Regions from separate parts of the Homo sapiens genome. Here region 1 is linked to region 2. Evidence: chromatin contacts called from ENCODE Hi-C data. All regions are on one chromosome and are shown on one strand. The core of a region is the stretch at or near the end of the contact, and the rest is flanking DNA. Distances in the headings are between cores, read along the strand shown. Region 1 overlaps ATP10D (ATPase phospholipid transporting 10D (putative)). Region 2 overlaps ATP8A1 (ATPase phospholipid transporting 8A1).

Region 1 (4,538 bases), core at 48-2,547, 4.9 Mb before region 2:
TGCCTACAGTATTTGGCTGTTAGGTCTGGTGGCCTTGGAGAAAGTTGATAACGTGAAATTGTTGATTGGAAGAGTGAAGAAGAAAGTGTAATCTCTGTGAATCAGGGAGTAATTAGAAGTTACAGAGGCCGGGCACGGTGGCTCATGCCAGTAATCCCAGCACTTTGGGAGGCCGAGGGGGGCGGATCACAGGGTCAGAAGATTGAGACCATTCTGACCAATATGGTGAAACCCTGTCTCTACTAAAATACAAAAAATTAGCCGGGTATGATGGTGCATGCCTGTAATACCAGCTACTCGGGAGGCTGAGGCAGGGGAATCGCTTGAACCCGGGAGGTGGAGGTTGCAGTGAGCCAAGGTTGCGCCACTGCACTCCAACCTGTTTTTGAGACAGAGCAAGACTCTGTCTCAAAAAACAAAACAAAACAAAAAAGAAGTTACCGAAGTAGAATATTTCCTGAAGGTTACCTATGAAAAGAATAAGGGGTGAAGGTAGCCACTGCCAGGGAAGGTAAGTCAAAGGACAGTAAAGACGAGCGAACTGGGCATGCACATAGGATGCAGGGGAGAAGCCAATGCAGAAGGCAAGGTGGAAGAAAAAGGAGGGAGAGGAGATGCTGGTTGAAGCTAGAGAGAAGCAACAGGAATGAGATGAAAAATACAGATGGAAGGATTACTGTTACAAGAAAGGGAATTCCCTCTTCATCTAAGGTCAGAAGAAAGTAGGTAAAGACAGATGGTATAATTTGAGGTACATAATTCATGCTTACTGCTCTCTACTTTCTATCTGAAGAAAGCCAGGAGGAAATTTGCTGAGAACTCGTGAAGGCCCAAAGAGAGACAGATTTTGACATTTGGGTTAGGAATTTCATATTCTTGCAAATATAAGAAGTAACATTGCTCTAAGGAACAAGTTTCTTTCTCTATATTAGAAGAAAACTCAAATGAAGTCACTTTCACATTCAAATTCACTTCATTTTTCCCCATTTGTAGCATGTACCAAGATTTAAACAAAACAAAACACTAGCTAATTTTCCCAATCACTGGCTAGCTCAGGTCTAGAAACATATACCGATATTAATATCCCAGTTACCATGTTAGGTGCATAGTACAAAATACACAAAAATGATTAAGATAGGGTCCCCACTCTAGAGAGGTTATGGTCAAAATTTGAAACAGAGACACAAACAGCAATTTCCTAAAAGGGAGCTGTCTACAGGCTACTATGGGGGCAAACAGGAAGGGCACTGGGCCTTGGAGGAAGTGATACCCGAACTGAGTCTTAAAGGGTGTTCAAGAATGAATCAGGCAAAGAAAGGTGAGACAGCACATCAGTCCCAGTGGAGGAATAAAGAAGGCTTCAGAGAGCACGGTGGGAAAGCAACCACAGGTTAAACCACAATGCTCACAGCCACATTTAACTAGCCTGGAACATTTACAGTGTTGGGAGATGGAAACATAAGGCTACATTTCCTTTCCTGATATATAATTAAAACTAGTAAGAGGACTTTCTTCTTTCCCCAGAGCCTAAATGCACAACTAGAACTTGTTGCATCTCCTTGGTGGTTTGTGCTTGTGTGTGACTCTCAATGACCAGGACACAGCATCCACAATCCCTCCTTTAGGAAAGCTTCTAGGCCCATTTTGTTTCTTATAAGTTCAGTAGCAAACAGCTCTGCTACACAAGCATTGGGAAAAGTTGGAACTAATACACACTGAACGATTAACAGTGATTCCACTAGGATGGGAGCTGGTAAGGGACAAAAGGGAGAAGTAAGAATGAAGGGTGGGGAATGTGGATGCCTACTTCACTTTATCTTTAAAGAGAGAAAGGGTAGGATTATGAATTAATTATTCTTTTTGGTATTTTTAGTATGTTTCCAATAAAACACTGAATTATTTATAATAAGCAAATAATGAATTATCATTGGGCACAAAATCAGCTAAGATTTATTAGATGCTTTACATATATCAACTTATTTAATTTTTGAATCAATGTTGTGGTTGGTATCATGAAAACAGGACAGCCCCACTTTTACAAATTAGAAAAAATTGGCCTTGACAAGTTAAGTAACTTGTTCAATGTTACACAGCTCTTAAGTGGCCCTGTAAATTGAAACAAGGCAGGTATATCCAGAGTCTACCCTCTCAAATACTAGAGTTTACTACCAGCTACAGTCACTTCTGATAACCACCAAATAAAATGTGGTTTAATTGTGTATTTTCAAGAAAATTTGAAGAATCTAAAATTTTTGTTTCGTAAAGTGTGTTACTAAGGTTAATTATCTTAGATGGCTACTGAAGTTCTCATTTTACAAATCATGAAATTCTATGGATTTATAAGATAATCCTAAAATGTTAACTAATATTTTGAAACTTCTAACATCAACAACATGGTGATTTTTAAAGGTCAGAAAATAATGTACATTCCTTGATGGCAGACATTGTATCTATTTTTAGTTTAAATCCTCTAAGTCTCTCAGTGCTTACCACATAGCAGGCACTCAGATTTGTTGAATGATTAATAGTCTTATTTTCAAGACAGTTTCATTATGTTAAAACAGATTTTAAAACCTTATAAGTGGCCCCTATTTTAAGGGAAATCTTAAGAAAGTCAGGTTTTCTATAATAGCTTATTCTAACTTAATTGGGGGTATAATAGAGTTTAAATGATTAATTTCTAGACTAGTGTTTGTTATTCCAAATGATACTTTTCTATAGAAAATTAAGCGCCTTGTGAAACACCACCTACTACAAAAAAGAACCAAATTATCTGCTTAGAAATGTTAATATGCTTCTTCCAAAAACTTGCTAAATAGCCCCCATAATTTCACCCTAAATTTGTGGAGAAATAATTTGTAAGTTGATTTCTTTGTATTTCATATACATTTACATTAGCATATTTAAATCAACAAGGCATGGTTTTATATCCCATCTTTATTTCTTTATAACCTTATAATAATTGTTCCAGAAATGATCTGGGGGAAAAACATAAGCACTATTTCTTCTACAATACCAAACAAAAGCAAATTATATTATACACAGATAAAAACACATAAAATTACCTGAGCCTATTAAGAAACACAAACATAAAGGAACATCTTAGAATGGATATTAAATAACTGACTATAATACTGCATTTCATCTTTAAGTTTATATGAAAATCAATCTGGACTATGTCTAAAAGGACACCTGAGAAAAAAGTTATACCAGGTCTTCCACTGGGTAATTTTAATATTTTAAAAATTGTGCAGTGTTTTCAGGAGTTCTCAAATGTTAATGAAATGACTCGATGTGACAAACATAAACTCTAGCAAATAGTCATTATTAACCTATAATAATAATCATAACGGCTTTTACCTAGCACTTGGAAAAGACTAGGTGCTATGAAGTAAGTTTTATTATTACATTCATAATACAGGAAACTGGGTGTTTAGCTGCTTTTTGTAAATTGCCCAAGGTTGCACAGCTAACTGAGAGAATCAGATTAAATGTTGTAGAACAACCTAGAAAAGCAAATAAACACACACTATCAACTCCAAATTGCAATTAAGATCTGTAATTATTTCATTCATTTGAGACAGGGTCTCTCTCTTTTGCCCGGATTGGAGTGTAGTGGCCAAATGTTGGCTCACTGCAACCTCCACCTCCCGGGCTCAGGCGATCCTCCCACCTCAGCCTCCCAATATCTGGGACTACACGCACACCCCACCATGCCTGGCTAATTTTTTGTTGTTTTTTGGTAGAGACAGGATTTTGCCATGTTGCCCAGGCTGGTCTCAAACTCCTGAACTCATGCAATCCAGCCACCTCAGCCTCCCAAAGTGGTGGGATTACACGTGTGAGCCACTGCACCTGGCCTGAAATTATTTATATATTTGCATTTGTATTCAAAAATATATATAATAAGCATTCTTTCCATTTGCTAAATTTGACATTCACTGGGTAATCTTAAAACTGGCCAAATTCTGGACTTTGTTCATCACATAATCATTGTAAAGTATTGTTTCTTATAGCTATTTTTTGAGGCTAGAGACTGTACCGATATTTTAGTTCTCTATCTCTGGTATATAATAAGCATTCAAATGTTACTAAATTATTAATAGAACTGTTTTAGTCAAATGCTCTATGCCTTTAAATGAAAACCAATGACTTATACCATTATTTCATTTTAAAATACAACACATGTGTTTTTCTGGTTTCGTTTAGACTGGACATGAGTATAAGAGAAAAAACAGAACTAATTTCTCATTATCCAAGAAATCTCAAATCATCTTACAAAAGATAAATAAAGTTCTTTTCCTTGTTTTCTTGATAGATCATAAAAACAAACATTGTGAAAGTCACTGAAGAATTCTAATAATGAACAAAATACGAATTCTGCAGCTTTCAGATTAAATATCACTTCTTCAGAGAAGCCTTTCCTAACATTTTCCTCTTTGGATCACATAAGATTGAAGACAAGTTATATTTGTCTATACGGTTTACTAAGTATTAACTTACATCTAAGAATAAAAACCCAGGAGCTGCAAATAATA
Region 2 (4,137 bases), core at 295-2,794:
GCCAAAGAATAGCTTTAGTATGTGAGACCCCTCCATGTATGTTTGTCAGCTACATAGTTGTGAATCCACATTGTTTCATAATCATGGAATCGTGTGTCTTCATTTATAACAATAGGGCCTACACAAAAGCCTTCTTGAAATCCAGATGCTGAGGGTTCTATTTTTGAAAAGAAAGAAAAGGGATTTAGTCAGTGGAGGCTTACTGATCCCCACCAGTCACCACCTCCCTTTTAAGCAGTCTGTTAATCAGCTGCACTTAATGTTTGACTAGCATTGGCCTCAAACTCATTGGCCAATAGCATTATTATTCAGACTTATCTAATGTAAAGGACCTTTTTTAGAGGAAACATTTCTTTTTGGTCTTTGAGAATATATTCTTTGTATGAGAAACACTGCTTTCAAAATAATTAAGCTCAGTTCCATGTTTAACTGAATTCTCAGAAATGTTCTTTTAACTTCTGAATTTTCAGATCTTTCCCAAAAATCCTTTAGAAGCAGTGGATCTCATTTTGTAAATCTGTGAACTTTGAAAGCACATCTGTAGACTCCCATTTTAAAAAACAGTGGTTTATGATCTTTATGATCCATCTTCTTTTTAGAACACTGGGAGAGTGCAGGTGGCCCTCCTTATCCCTGAGTTTCACGTCCATGGATTCAGCCAATCATGGATCAAAAGTATTCAGAAAAAATTCCATAGAGTTTCAAAAAGCAAAACTTCAATTTGCCACACACCAAGTACTATGTTGAATCCATGCAAATGACGTGTAGGCATTGTGTTAGGTATTATAAGTAATCGAGAGATGATTTAAAATATACAAGAGGATGTGTGTAGGTTATTTGAAATACTACATCACTTTATATAAGGTAATTGAGCATCTGCAGATTTGGTAAGGGGTCTTGGAACCAATCCCCCATGCATACTGAACGATGACTAAATTGTCTTCATCTTTTAGTTCCTCTCTCATTCACCATAGTTCTTCTCTGATTAGTAACAGTTCACTTAACTATTTTGCAGGTTCTCACAGTTCTGTAGGTTAGAAAATAATTATATATACCTACACATACATATATGTATTTACTATAGGCTAGGAATTCATTTAGAGCAGTTAGGTGCTGATTTTTCTTTTTTTCCCTCTTAAAATAATCCCCTACCTTGTCTTTTGGTTTAGTTCTTCGAACTAATGTTCATTCTAACCTTTCCAGTCTTAAGATGATTATCCTTGATAGACGATTGAAGCAAAGTAGATGTTGGAGCTGAGAAGTTCTGCCTTTTATTATCTGTTAACAACATTGTATCATCTATTCTAGGCAGCAGGCTCATCTCATCAATTCTTTGTGTCCCAGATGAAAGGGGGAAAAATCGAGTGGTCTCTAACGTTTTTTACAACACCTTTCCTCCAGTCTCAGATGTCTGTGCATCTGTTAATATTCACTGTTGAACATGTGAACCTATCTATTTTCAACCTTTCCTGTGATCTTTTTTTAATCTTGTGCTTGTTCAAGTACTTCCTGTGAAGCAGCAGTGGTCTCTAAATACAACTCCTTCAACCCTCCCTGACCACCTCCCCGCCTTGTCAGGGCCTTCCACAATTACTCAGCATGTGGGTTTGGACAGCTGTTGGGGCTTCTGCACTTTGTGGGTCTTGATAATAAATTGAAATGTGCCCTCCTGAAATCCAGAATACATATCTGACATGGCCTGGTATTCCCCTTTGACAGTCAAAAACTCTTTGATACAGTTATTTTTTGAAGAGTATCATTACTACTTTACCACTTTTGCTTGGATTAGAATCCAGTCCGTAGTGTCAGTCTGCCTTGTTTCCTGTGCATTTTTAGAGGTGAACTTAATGCCACTGCAAGTCAGTGGTGCTTTAAGCTAATTGAGACTTCTAGGAGATGCTTGGTAGATGTCTGGTGGTTGCAACCCCTCGTTTCTGGTGCAGTCTGCTTCTGTGTCAATTTTTAAACATCTATGTTGGCAAATATACTATTTAATTCTTCTGTCAGATAAAGTTATCTGTGGGTTATTCCCAAGGAGATGTCATTAAATTCCTTCTGTCTTTCATTGTTCTGGTTCCTTTTCCAGTTAAGCATGAAATGGCGTTAGTAAATGTTTTATTATTTCCAAGCAATTCAGCATGCCGAAGATGACTATTATTTTAGGTTAATATCCAAGGCTGGCTGCCAACAAGATTGACTGTTTACTATGTGTGACGCCCAACTCTAGGCATACTATAGATTTCCTTGTAATACTGCTTAAGGATATCCTTTCTTCTGAATGTCAGGAGTACTCTTTAGAATCCACCACTTAGAATTTGTAGTGCTACTTCAGGGGCTTGTCGCAATTTAGCGTGAGTTCAAGAAATGTTAAGCCATTACTTTTTTTCCTTTTTTAGACAATAACTGCTGTGGTGTGTTTTACACTTGTTTATTTTTAAATCAATTCCCTCAAAGGCACTTAAAGAAACATGTCATTTACCATGTCTCCTAATGACAGGTCCTGATGACAAAATATATTAGTGGTTATTAGGATAGAGACAAGACTATAAATTTCTGGGAATTTTTGGATGCCTTATATTGAAATAGAAAATTTAGCAAACATTTAGTGCACAGAAGGGACTTTCCTGAAGGGTCATTCATGTTACTTCCCCATATTAGAGTAGCATACTTAATAGATACTTACCCATACCCTTGTGCCTGTCCCATCCTCTGTACATAAGCATGCATAGCATTTATTATTATTGAACTAAGCATATAGCTCAAAAGATTAGTGTCAGATGTATGATGGTCTTTTACATAGACAATATATTCAAAACTTTTGTAGGTATCCCTTCAAAGAAGAATGGCCAAGGAGAGTATTTTGACACTTAAGTAGCATCCAACAAGGCTGAAGGGGTAGAGAAATGTCTGAACTGGAAATACTGTTGAGGTGTAATAGACCAGCAAAGGACAGAGTTAAAGGGAGAGGTGAGGTCAAATTTAATTGTTGAATGAATGCATGAATCTATCTATCAGTGTCAGAGCTTTAGATATGGGTTGGACTTTATCAGTTTCCAAATGTTGTCTTGCCTTTGGTGCTCAGTGACTCTCTAACCTTGAGCAAGTCTCCATATGACAAGTGATGTCTCCTAATCTTCATTTTTAGAACTCTTTTAAAAAGTGAACCCTTTTGTATAATGAAAAGCTATCAATTGTTGAAGGAGATAACCATGTTTTACATGATCAAGGGTATGTAATGTTTGTTATAACTCAGATGGACTTGGAGGTAATGAGCTAGCATCACAGTTGCATGAACAAGAGGGTGATGGAGAAGAAGGTAGGGATGTGGAAAACCGTTTGGCTATTGTGCAAGTTCCTTAGAGTTGCAATCCACAGTTGTCCCAGAACGTGCTGGACTCAGAGCTTGTTTAGGGCAGCTGTTAACATCAGAAGAGATCTGATCCAGCAAGTAGGGCCTGTTGGGGAAGGTTCCAGGTAGCCTGCTTATTCTTAAGCAGGAAAATTGCACTGTGGTTCCAGGTCATCATTCCATGTTGATCAGAAAAGCCAGCTAGCGGTTGAGGTACAGGGAACAGGGCTTAGCTTCTTGTAGAAGGCTAGCCAGTCTGGGTAGGGCATCACTGCCCACCTACATTAGATGGGTGTTGGGACAGGACTTGGCTTCCAACAGAGGACTGAAATGATTCTGTCAAGACTCCATAATATATAGGCTGAGCATATCCTTTAAGCGGGTGGAGTAGCTCCTGGAATCACATGAAACGCTTAGAGAAAGGTTGAGGAGGATCTAAGGCAGCTTGACTAATACCACAGATTCATTCCTGTCTGTGTTCAGCCTTTTCATCTCTCCAGATGGCAAATTGACTGACTGGCTTAGCCTGGACTGTGTGCTGACTTTTAAGTCAATGAGGAGCATGGAGCCTTGATGGAGCAGTCCCCTAAGACTCTGGGGGAGGGGTTCTCCAAAGGAAAGCAATGGGCTGTTTCCAGGAGAAGCAGATGCCGAGCTGGAAAGAGCAGATTGTCCACTGCACAGAGTCTGCATTAACACTCGGTACAGGGATGGTGTATTAATGCAACTGAAAATTCCATTTTTCCTCTGGCTACTGTTGTCATGATCTAGAAATTTGAGAGGTATTG

Evidence for each region. Hi-C counts contacts between places; a loop is a spot of excess contacts on that map. Pooled maps may share reads with other maps.
Region 1: a map with no recorded cell type shows a loop between it and region 2 (16-fold over the local background). The contact joins two enhancer-like sites. A Hi-C loop is called at or near these places in 2 of 37 single-sample maps with no recorded cell type and 1 of 50 pooled maps.

Annotation. Positions count from the first base shown.
Region 1 is chr4:47,516,455-47,520,992 of GRCh38, reverse strand. The region is part of intron 3 of ATP10D (ATPase phospholipid transporting 10D (putative)); the gene reads right to left. Among named protein-coding and RNA genes, the nearest start is that of ATP10D, 33 kb to the right of the region's middle. Within about 2 kb of position 1,297, at least 2 of the 41 ENCODE cell types and tissues checked have a DNase peak (open chromatin) inside an H3K27ac peak, as active enhancers do.
Region 2 is chr4:42,636,567-42,640,703 of GRCh38, reverse strand. The region is part of intron 1 of ATP8A1 (ATPase phospholipid transporting 8A1); the gene reads left to right. Among named protein-coding and RNA genes, the nearest start is that of ATP8A1, 18 kb to the left of the region's middle. RefSeq lists enhancers at 1,394-1,513, 1,744-1,793. Within about 2 kb of position 1,544, at least 4 of the 41 ENCODE cell types and tissues checked have a DNase peak (open chromatin) inside an H3K27ac peak, as active enhancers do.